Regions from separate parts of the Homo sapiens genome. Here region 1 is linked to region 2. A link is a loop called in an ENCODE intact Hi-C map of the cell type or tissue named here. Cell type or tissue: heart right ventricle. All regions are shown on one strand. Links, peaks and the distances in the headings refer to the core of each region. The heading gives the core; the rest is flanking DNA. Region 1 overlaps ZBED6 (zinc finger BED-type containing 6). Region 2 holds the start of SNORA77 (small nucleolar RNA, H/ACA box 77).

Region 1 (5,373 bases), core at 266-5,265, 110 kb before region 2:
ATAAGTATTCCTACCTGCCATTTATACTATAAGCTCCTGAGGAGTGTGACGGTGTTTTTTTCAATGGTGTCTACCCAGAATCTAGCAGACTAAGGATCAAATGTTTGTTGAGTGAATAATATAACAAATACAAGATAACCTATTTACCTGAACAAAAGAATGAAAAACCATAGCTGTTAGCATTACAAGACACAAGTGTCATAATTACATACACACACAAAGTATGTAAGAACACAGGTACCTTTCTTTGGTGTTTTGTCAATGTTAGTTTCTGGAGCTTCAACTTTCTTCCCTAGCCTCTGTGCCAGGCTACGCTTTAATGGAGGATCACTGTCACCGCCTATAAAGAGGGAGAACTTAGTTTAAGATTTCAAGTCAATCTTCAGCAAGGACAAGAAATACAAACAAAAACAGACAACATAGCATAATTCTGTTAAGTGTTCTGCATACATATGGCGTGTTTGTTCACCAGCTTCCTTAGAGTTCAATGTTAGAAACATAAAAATGTCGGAGAAAAGAGGTAAGGAAGGCAAGGTGCAGTGGCTCAGGCCTGTAATCTCAGCACTTTGGGAGGTCAAGGCAGGAGGATCACTTAAGGCCAGGAGTTCGAGACCAGCCTGGGCAACACAGCAAGACCTTGTCTCTAAAACAATTAAAATAAAAAATAGTCAGGCATGGTGGCACACACCTGTGGTCCCAGCTACTTAGGAGGCTGAAGCAGAAGGATCACTTGAGCCCAGGAGGTAGAAAGGCTACAGTGAGCTATGATCATAATACTGAGCTATGATCATAATACTACACTCCTGCCTGGGCGATACAGCAAGGCCCCATTCTCAAGAAAAAAAAAAAAAGAGAGACAAGGGAAAGAACAAAAAATTAGAATACACAAACATTTACCAAATAAATTAACTGACAAACCTACAAATGAAAGGTCATAAACCCTGGTTGAGATTAAAGTTCAGAATTAGAAATGTGAAAAATCTTCATGTACAAAAGAACCCTTTTTTTTTTTTTTGAGACAGGATCTCACTCTGTCACCCAGGCTGGAGTGCAGTGGTGCAATCTCAGCTCACTGCAACCTCCACCTCCTAGGCTCAAGCGATCCTCCCACCTCAGCCTCCCAAGTAGCTGGACTATAGGCACATGCCATGCCTGGTTAATTTTTGTATTTTTAGTAGAGACAAGGGTTTGCCATGTTGCCCAGGCTGGTCTTGAACTCCTGAGCTCAGGTGATCTGCCCACTTCAGCCTCCAAATGCTAGGATTACAGCACTATGCCAGGCCCCCCCAAAAATCTTAACTGGTCAGCTGCTGAATTAAGTAAATGCATACAGGATGAGGAAGACAGGTTAAGAATTATTAAATTTTAAGTTTTTTAGTATGAAGACTTTAAGAGCCACATAACCCCTCTCTCTCCAATTCTAGAAAAGAAATCTAAGGTTCTGAAATATTCTGTATCTTACCCAAGTCATCAACTAGTTAGTGATACAGCCAAGACCTAAATCAAGTTTCCTAATTCTAGCTGCTTTCTGAGACGGAGTCTCATTCTTTCGCCCAGGCTGGAGTGCAGTGGGAAGATCTCAGCTCACTGCCACCTCCACCTCCCGGGTTCAAGCGATTCTCCTACCTCAGCCTCCCGAGTAGCTGGAATTACAGGCGCATGCCACCATGCCTGGCTGATTTTTGTATTTTTAGTAGACTTTTTTGTAGTAGAGATGTTTGTATTTTTAGTAGTTTCACCATGTTGATCAGGCCGGTCTCGAACTCCTGACCTTGTGATCCACCTGCCTCAGCCTCTCAAAGTGCTGGGATTACAGGCGTAAGCTACCGCGCCCAGCCTTCTAGTTTTATTACACTGTTCAATACAAGTTGTTTAAAAGTCACCAGTTTTTAAAAACGGTTTTTTAGATTACTTGACTGAAGTTACATTGTTTGCAAGGTATCAAAGCTTCAAAAGACCCTACACAGAGTATGATTGTTTCTCTCCCCTCATTTATAATTTAAATATAAAACCATCACAAAGTTTACAGGTATGCTGATGTTAAAACAGCTCATTTCTATATTTTAAGAACTTTTAATTATTATTTTTAGAGACAGGGTCTTGCTATGTTGCCCAGACTGGACTCAAACTCCTGGACTCAAGGGATCCTCTAACCTCAGCTGCCCACGCAGCTGGGATGACAGGCATGCACCACCATACCTGGCTTAGTATTATTTTTTTCTACCTAAAATTTCTAGATCAGCTTTATCCAAGCTGAAAGTCCTATTAATTTGGAACCCTGGTTTGGTTTGTACTCTAAATACATGCTGAGATATTAAAATACTGCTCTTAGCTCTCCCCACCATCTTGGATCCTGTGGAGGCCTCCTGGGAACAGGACTTCTTAAAGGAAGTATGTCTGGAAGGCTGTGGTCCAAGGGCATTTTTGCTGGCTATAAGTGGGGTCTCCGGAAAAAAAGGGAGCACATAGCTTTTCTTAAAATTGAAGGTGTTTATGCCCCAGATGAAACAAAATTCTATTTGGGCAAGAGATGTGCTTATGTATACAAAGCAAAGGACAACACAGTGACTCCTGGTGGCAAACCAAACAAAACCAGAGTCATCTGGGGAAAGGTAACTCAAGCCCATGGAAACAGTGGTGTGGTTCATGCCAAATTCCAAAGCAATCTTCCTGCTAATGCTATTGGACACAGAATCTGAGTGACGCTGTACACCACAAGGGTTTAAGCTAATGAAAAGTCAGTAAAAGTGGATTTGCGCTATTGTAAATAAATAAATAAACAAAAATAAAATACTGCTCTTAAAATCTAGAACTGTTATTGTTTCTTGATTTACAGCTAGAAGAGATTTCTAAAGACTGCCTCATTTCTGTCTCTTCTAAGCTTTTTTCGTAAATGACTGTATAACGTGTAATGTATTCATCTGACTATAACCTTAGGCAAGTTATTTAACCCTTCCTGAGTTTGAGCTCAGTGCAGAAAATATTTACTGATATCAAGTGCCAAGCATTGTGCATGGTTTACTCATGGTTGCCAAGGATTCGATGAGAATTTACATAATGTTCTTTGATATACAGCAAAGCCACAGCAAATATTAATTTCATTCATGGGCATTATCTCATCGCTGAAAGTTTTTTATTACTTAGAGCGTAAAGTGCATAACTGATTCAACAATACATTCCCATCTCTCACTGTCTGAAACTTTGAAATGTGACTAAGTTCAGAACGGTTCTGAAGATAGGGTAGTGAGAACTGCATCAAAGACAACACAAAATAGAGATAGATAAGGTTTCCTTTTTAGGACATTTAAAACAGTATGAAGAAAATTCTGAAGTCAGAAAAAATTTTCAAAATAATTTTTTGAAGGCCAGAGCAGTGGCTCATGCCTATAATCCCAGCACTTTGGGAGGCAGAGGCGGGTGGATCACCTGAGGGCAGGAGTTCGAGACCAGCCTGGCCAACATGGTGGAAACCCCATCTCTACTAAAAATACAAAAATTAGCCAGGGGTAGTGCCTGTAATCCCAGCTACTTGAGAGGCTGAGGCAGGAGAATCACTTGAACCCAGGAGGTGGAGGTTGCAGTGAGCTGAGATTGTGCCAGTGCACGCCAGCGTGGGCGACAGAGCAAGACTCTCGTTTCAAATGATAATAATAATTTTTTGGAGTCAGACACGTTAGGGTAGTTATACAACAATTTACTAATATGGTAAAGTACTCCCCCAAAAATAAAATAGCAGCCAAGCATGGTATCTCATGCCTGTAATTGCAGTACTTTGGGAGGCCAAGGCCGACAGATCACTTGAGCCCAGGAGTTGGAGACCAGCCTGGGCAACATGGTGAAACCCTATCACTATAAAAAATACAAAAATTAGCCAGGTATGGTGGTGTAGGCCTATGGTCCCAGTTACTTGAGAGGCTGGGGCAGGAGGATCACTTGAGTCCAGGAGGTGGAGGTTGCAGTGAGCTGAGATTGCACCACTGCACTCCAGCCTGGGTAACAAAACAAGACTCTTGTCTCTAAATAAATAAATAAATAAGCAAGCACCAATAGACTCAAGGACTCAAATTTTATATATACATACTTTCTTCTTTCTTCTTAGGGATTCCTGTATTCTAAGAGACACACATTATATTAACCAATCATTTTTCTCGCCTCTAAAAACTCACATTTAAATTTGTTCAGAGAAATAGAGGTGTTCTTTACCATTTTTAAAATCTAGTTCCTTCCAAAACGCTGGTCATGGTCATAATCTAGTTCAATTGTAACACTTTAAATCTCTGTATCTTCAATAAAAGGTATAATGCACTCATGAAAACATGAGGAATTTATAAGTGCTTTCAGCCAATACAGGGGCACCAATAACAAAGATCTGTATAAAAAGAGTTTGGAGAAGCTATCATGTTAATGCACAAACAAGTAGAAAAGAAAAGATATACACAAAACTTATCTTACCTGCTGAAAATTTTCGTTTCCCCAGTCTCTCAGTAAGACTCAATCTAACCAAGGGTTCTTCTCCTGAAATGGCAAAAGCAGAATTTCTCTATCCTTAGTCAATTTTTCTGTATTCAGTAACTACTAATGGGTACAAAGTATGTTCTGATATTAGTGTAAATCCACCCAGAAAGTCTCTTGAAAATCAGGTCTCAGTCTTAAGGAAGGCCATTATATCAAAAAAAAAAAAAAAAAACCCAAACCTATTAATAATAAACAGCCAAACATACAGCCTAAACAGAAGCAATAGCATAGTACTAATTATTATTATTATTTTGATAATAATAATAGACTCTTGCTCTGTCACTCAGGCTGGAGTGCAGTGGTGCCATCTTGGCTCATTGCAACTTCCACCTCCTGGGTTCAAGCAATTCTCCTGTCTCAGCCTCCCAAGTAGCTGGGACTACTGCGCACACTACCACACCTGGTGTTTTTTTTTTTTTTTTTTTTGAGACAGAGTCTCACTCTGTCGCCCAGGCTAGAGTGCAGTGGCCCGATCTCGGCTCACTGCAACCTCCACCTCCCGGGTTCAAGCGATTCTCCTGCCTCAGCCTGAGTAGCTGGGATTACAGGCGTGCACCACCATGCCCAGCTAAATTTTGTATTTTTAGTAGAGACAAGGTTTCACCGCGTTGGTCGGGCTGGTCTCGAATTTCTGACCTTGTGATCTGCCCGCCTCGGCCTCCCAAAGTGCCGGGATTACAGGCGTGAGCCACCACACCCAGCCTAATTTTTGTATTTTTAGTAGAGACAGGGTTTCACCATGTTGGCCAGGCTGGTCTTGAACTCCTGGCCTCAAGCGATCCGCCCGCCTCAGCCTCCCAAAGTGCTGGGATTATACATGTAAGCCACTGCGCACAGCCTAGAATAGTACTAATTATT
Region 2 (5,373 bases), core at 128-5,127:
TGCTCCAACAATGCGGAAAGGTAGTATACCTAAAGCTATGTAGGCAGTGAAACCAAAAAGACCTTGTAGAGAGGGGCATAGTCAAGGAAATAGAAATTGGTAGTGGAGGGCAAGGAAGACCCATAAATCTCAGCCTCCCAGGACAGAAGACTGGAAAGGAGCAAGGAGGTACTGGACTGAGGGAATCTTGGCTAGGAGAAAAGAAATCACATAGTAGAAGTGGTTGATCCTGAAGAAAAACAAAGCAAAGACAGGTTATTTTGGAAAGAGCAGACCCAAAGGAAAGCACTGGGGGCTTTAGAGATGGGAGCCAAAGGCGCCAGGTTCTATGGGTACTTGGAGTCAGCAGCCTGGAGTGTGGGGTGGGGTAGGGAGTGAGCGTGGGGATTCTGGATGCCTGGATGCCACGAGGCACTTTGTGTAGGTCCCGCTGGAAATTTTCTTTCTGAGAGGAGGAACTTGAGAGAGGGAAAAGGAACCCTAGCGTTTCCCTACCTAGCCCTTTTCCACTTTTCTTTTTCTTCTTTTTTTTTTTTTTAATTCAGCTCTTCATATAACATCCCTTGTAAAAACAAAAGAATAAAAACAAACCAAAAAAGAGGGGCAGGGTAAATTTTTTTTTAAAAAAAGGAAAGGAAAGAGAGGAAAAGGAAATAAAATAAGACGATTTATTGTTTCTCCTCAGCATCCTCCTTGGTCTCCTCCTTCACTGAGAGACCTTCAAGCTTTTCTGCCACTTTTTCGGCATGATTGTTTTTGCCTGATCCTGGCCAAGCCGTCTCCTGGAGTTTCTCTTCTTGAAACTCAATGACCAAAGGAAGCCAAGTGGATGCATCCAAGCACCACCTAGACCATGGTCAGGCTGCTCAGTGACATCTGGTCACTTGCCACCACAGCTGCAGTCCAGCCTCACAGCAGAGGGGACCAAGCCCTCTGAGAGACAAACCAAGGACCACTGTAAAGCACCTTCTGGTGAGCTCCAGGCAGTGCCCGGACTCCAATGCCTGCCCAATTGGATGTGAGGCCAGCAACACGGAGAAGTGCTCAGGGCTCCCCAGGAAGCACCTGTGTCCCCAGGGAGCTGCATCGCCCTGGATAGGTGAGGCAGCCACAGCACCCTGGAATGTTTCTCTGGCAGACAGAAAAAGCACCTGCCTGGAAGTACAGTCAGGTGCATAGTGAGTCTGCAATCCACTTTTCTTCTTCTTTTTTTTTTTTTTTTTTGAGACAGAGTCTTGCCTTGTTGCCCAGGCTGGTGTGTAATGGCGCGATCTCAGCTCACTGCAACCTCAGCCTTCCGGGTTCAAGCGATTCTCCTGCCTCAGCCTCCAGAGTAGCTGGGATTACAGGCGCCCACCACCACGTCCAGCTAATTTTTGTATTTTTGGCAGAGCCAAGGTTTCACTATGTTGGCCAGGCTGGTCTCGAACTCCTGACTTTATGATCTGCCAGCCTCGGCCTCCCAAAGTGCTGGGATTACAGGCGTGAGCCACCGCACCCGGCCTCTTTTCCACTTTTCTATTTGTTGTCTTGCCTATAGGGGATAAGTTCCTACCAGGTATATAGTTTAGAATATTCACTCCATCTATCTCTCCTATACACTAACGAGGTGGGATTGACTGGGGAACTTCTTTTCTTTCTCTTTTTTTTTTGAGACAACTCTCAATCTGTCACCCAGGCTGGAGTGCAATGGTGTGGTCTCAGCTCACTGCAACCTCCGCCTCCTGGGTTCAAGCGATTTTCCTGCCTCAGCCTCCCAAGTAGCTGGGACTACAGGCATGTGCCACCATGCCTGGCTTGTATTTTTAGTAGAGACGGGGTTTCACCTAAGGCAGGGGATCCACCTGCCTTGGCCTCCCAAAGTGCTGGATTACAGGTGAGAACCACCGCGCCCAGTCTTTTTTTTTTTGTGAGACAGAGTTTAGCTCTCGTTGGCCAGGCTGGAGTGCAATGGCGCAATCTCAGCTCACTACAACCTCTGCCTCCCGGGTTCAAGTAATTCTTCTGCCTCAGCCTCCCGAGTAGCTGGGATTACAGGCATGTGCCACTACGCCCGGCTAATTTTGGATTTTTAGTAGAGACGCGGTTTCTCCATGTTGGTCAGGCTGGTCTTGAACTCCCGACCTCAGGTGATCCACCCACCTTGGCCTCCCAAAGTGCTGGGATTACAGGCGTGAGCCACCATGCCTGGCCGACTGGGGAACTTTCTAAAACATTTGCAAGGCCAGTTTTAGACAGTGAAACTTATTTTGAAGATCTCTAGCCAATCAGCAGAGAGAAATACGCCTGTTTTCTGGAGACCACCCTTGAGATCTTGGAATTTACAGTGTTTTTGAAATGGAAAATCTCAGGATTAAAACAATAAAGCTATGGGGGGTGAGAGCAGGGGAAGACAGAATTATCAATGCTTAGATCAGCGCATTCACCCAGGAGAAAGTAGTTACAATTGATGCATGGAAAGTGGAAAAAATAAAAGTTATTGTGGGGCTATAGACAGGGGACATAAGAGCAGCAGGGGTGGCTTCTATCCCATTTCAGAAATTGCAAGAAGGGAAGAGGCTTGAAGAAATTATTGCTTCCTCCTTGTCAGGAAGCAAGTCTGAATCCTGCAAAAGATGCTCAGACATCAAGAGACTATTGTCATTTTTACACATGAAACCATCAGATTCCCCACCATGGCCTTACACTTTGAATGGGGGAGATATAACAAGGTGAGTTTCTTTTACAAAGACCCTTCCAGATAGCATCTATTCCTATAATGGCAGTGTGAGGAAGCTATATTAAGTGAATGCTGGGTATGTTGGCATATTGATATTGTCTAACTCCTTCCTTCTGAAGGGTAGGGAAAAACTGAGCATTTCCCACCCTGGGGTCAGGTCTAGTGCTTGCAAGAGACCTTATGCTGAAGCTTGCCCATTTGATAGAGGGTGGCAGGCTGGGCTTTAGGGTCAACCCAGAGCTAAAGGACTATGCTAATAGTGTCCCATGGTCTAGGTCATTTGACTCCTCTCCTCTCAGAGGACCCCACACAGATCCTTTTGCGTGTCTGTCCTGAAGCTGAGGATCTAGGGCTGCCCATCAGTAGTGAGCCTTTGGAAGGGAAGAGATGCTGGCCGACAAGAACTGCTACCCTCCCAACACCTTCCAAGATGGGAAGCTGCTTCTCCCAAGGGAAGGACAGACCACTATCAGAGTACCTGAGTCTGGATACGGTTCAGGCCCCGGAACCAGAGGATCTGGCCTCGGCGCAGCTCCATCTCAGCATGGTCAATCTCATCCAGTCCCTCGGCATCCTTGGTGATCTCCTCTTTGGTGGTGCCATGCCCAGCCTCCTTCAGGAACTTCAGGGATCGGGTAGGTATTGCGGAGATGAACTGAAAACAAGCGCAGCGAAGAGGAAGACGTCAGAATCAGCGTGAGAAGAGCTGTCAGTCAACTTACATGAGCCAGGCCCTTGGGCAGGTTACTCTTTGCCCTACCACCCTTCCCACTGGAAGAGCAGTGGGCAGAAGCACCAATCCATCCAGGCAAGCATTCTCCAAGTGCCCACCAGCGGTCAGGCTTTTAGGAAGGTTTTCTGTATTTATGGACACACACAAAAGAGAGCTTCTATTCTAGTAATTGACCAGCCATCTGCCTGGTCATATACTTCATTTTCCTCTTTCTGTCTCATTTCTTCTGTTCCATTTTGCAATCTGTCTTTTAAGGTTAACAGAACTATACAGCATGGTACGCAGTAGGAAGAAACAGAGACCAGGACCTGGGGGAAAAGAGTTTGGGGAGAAGATGGTGATATTGCCTATGTATAGGCAAGGGGTTGAGAAGGGTATTGGAAATGAATGACCCCTTTCTTAGTTGCCACATGCAAAGTAGTTTCTGTGTTACAAACTCTTGTGAAAGGATACCAAAAGTTTTCTTGGGCTTGAGGTGAGGAAGTGGATGGGACAGTCCATAGAAGAGGGGTCACATGAGTATTATCAGAAGACAAGGAGCAGTACATAGGGTTTGAAATTTGAAATAAATTTCCCGGTGAGCTCAGCACCTGTCAGTCAGTTCTTTCCGGACAAGATAAGGAGTAGCCAGGGCTCATGTGGGGAAGAGGGACTGTATGGGCAATCTGATATGGAGTCAAGGGTTTTGAAATGGGAAGAATGCCAGAGCTCTGCCTCTGAATGTGGAAAAAGCTGTTGTGATACAGAAGGAAGGCTGCTGTCTGGCAGCAAGGCCACATGGCCACATGTGAGGCAAGAGCCAGAACAGAGTTTCAAACAACAGGTTTAACAACCAAGCTTTACCAAAGCATAAAACTGCTTTAGGAACCCATTGGTAAAAAAAAAAAAAAAGAAATCTTCACCAAACAGAACAGGGTGGAGGGAATTGGGTCAGACATTAATTAGGGAGGGCTGGGTGCAGCGGTTCATGCCTGTAATCCCAGCACTTCGGGAGGCCGAGGCAGGAGGATTGCTTGAGCCCAGGACTTTGAGATCAGCCTGGCAACATAGTGAGACCCCAATCTCTTTATTTTTTGTTTTTCGACATAGAGTCTCACTCTTGTCATCCAGGCTGGAGTGCAGTGCCGTGATCTCAGCTCATTGCACTCCGCCTCCCGGGTTCAAGCAATTCTGCTTCAGCCTCCCAAGTAGCTGGGATTACAGGCATGTGTCACCATGCCCGGCCAATTTTTTTTTTTTTTTTTTGTATTTTTAGTAGAGACAGGGTTTCACCATGTTGGCCAGGCTGGTCTCGAACTCCTGACCTCAGGTGATCTGCTCGACTCAGCCTCCCAAAGTGTTGGGATTATAGGTGTGAGCCACTGCGCCTGGCCTGAGACCCCCATCTCTTAAAAAAAAAAAAAAAAAAAAAAGAAAAGAAAAGAAAAGAAAAAGAAATTATTCAGGGAGGCATCTAGGTATGAAATAAATAACTAGCAGGTTTAGGGGAGAAGGCCTGCAGCTCCAGAAATGGCTCTTTGAGGCCAGTTAGGGCAAAGTGTCCATTACCTGGGTGGCTGGACACTAAGGGATTATCTGCAGAGACCTGGGGTCTGTAAAGAGAGGTATAGCCCAGGCCAGAGCTGAGGATGAGGGAGGTTTGTAAAGTGGTATTAAGGAAGAAGTGAAACTATTAGACTTAATGATACTATTATAATCGTAATAGTTTAAAATTTGATTATTTATAAGGAATAAGACATTATTCATTACTGTATAGTAACTGATTCACTAATTAACAATGACCTTGTTTTCCTAAGCTGAAGACACTGAGACACAGATTGGTTATGTAACTTGCCCAAGATGATTCAGCTTATAAAAAGGAGAGCTGAGGCTGGGCACGGTGGCTCAGGCCTGTAATCCTAGCACTTTCGGAGGCCATGGC

Evidence for each region. Peaks named below come from ENCODE experiments on the same cell type or tissue, not always from the same donor. Only the 100,000 strongest peaks of a DNase experiment are listed, where the experiment ranks them.
Region 1: a loop joins it to region 2, with 2.5 times the contacts of the local background. A loop is called at or near these places in 8 of 110 quality-filtered maps.

Annotation. Positions count from the first base shown.
Region 1 is chr1:203,832,933-203,838,305 of GRCh38, reverse strand. ZBED6 (zinc finger BED-type containing 6) reads right to left here. Exons shown (of 17, transcript NM_001395895.1): 9 at 4,453-4,515; 10 at 242-340. It overlaps ZC3H11A (zinc finger CCCH-type containing 11A), which reads right to left. Exons shown (of 18, transcript NM_001376342.1): 10 at 4,453-4,515; 11 at 242-340. It also overlaps the pseudogene RPL35AP5. Among named protein-coding and RNA genes, the nearest start is that of SNRPE, 26 kb to the left of the region's middle. In heart right ventricle, for the core only: no CTCF peak of the experiment used is centred there; no DNase peak of the experiment used is centred there.
Region 2 is chr1:203,725,396-203,730,768 of GRCh38, reverse strand. ATP2B4 (ATPase plasma membrane Ca2+ transporting 4) reads right to left here. Exons shown (of 21, transcript NM_001684.5): 20 at 3,198-3,374. SNORA77 (small nucleolar RNA, H/ACA box 77) reads right to left here and starts at 1,188; the gene lies at 1,064-1,188. It overlaps LINC00260 (long intergenic non-protein coding RNA 260), which reads right to left and starts at 192. Exons shown (of 1, transcript NR_046213.1): 1 at 1-192. In heart right ventricle, for the core only: no CTCF peak of the experiment used is centred there; a DNase peak (open chromatin) is centred at 3,249.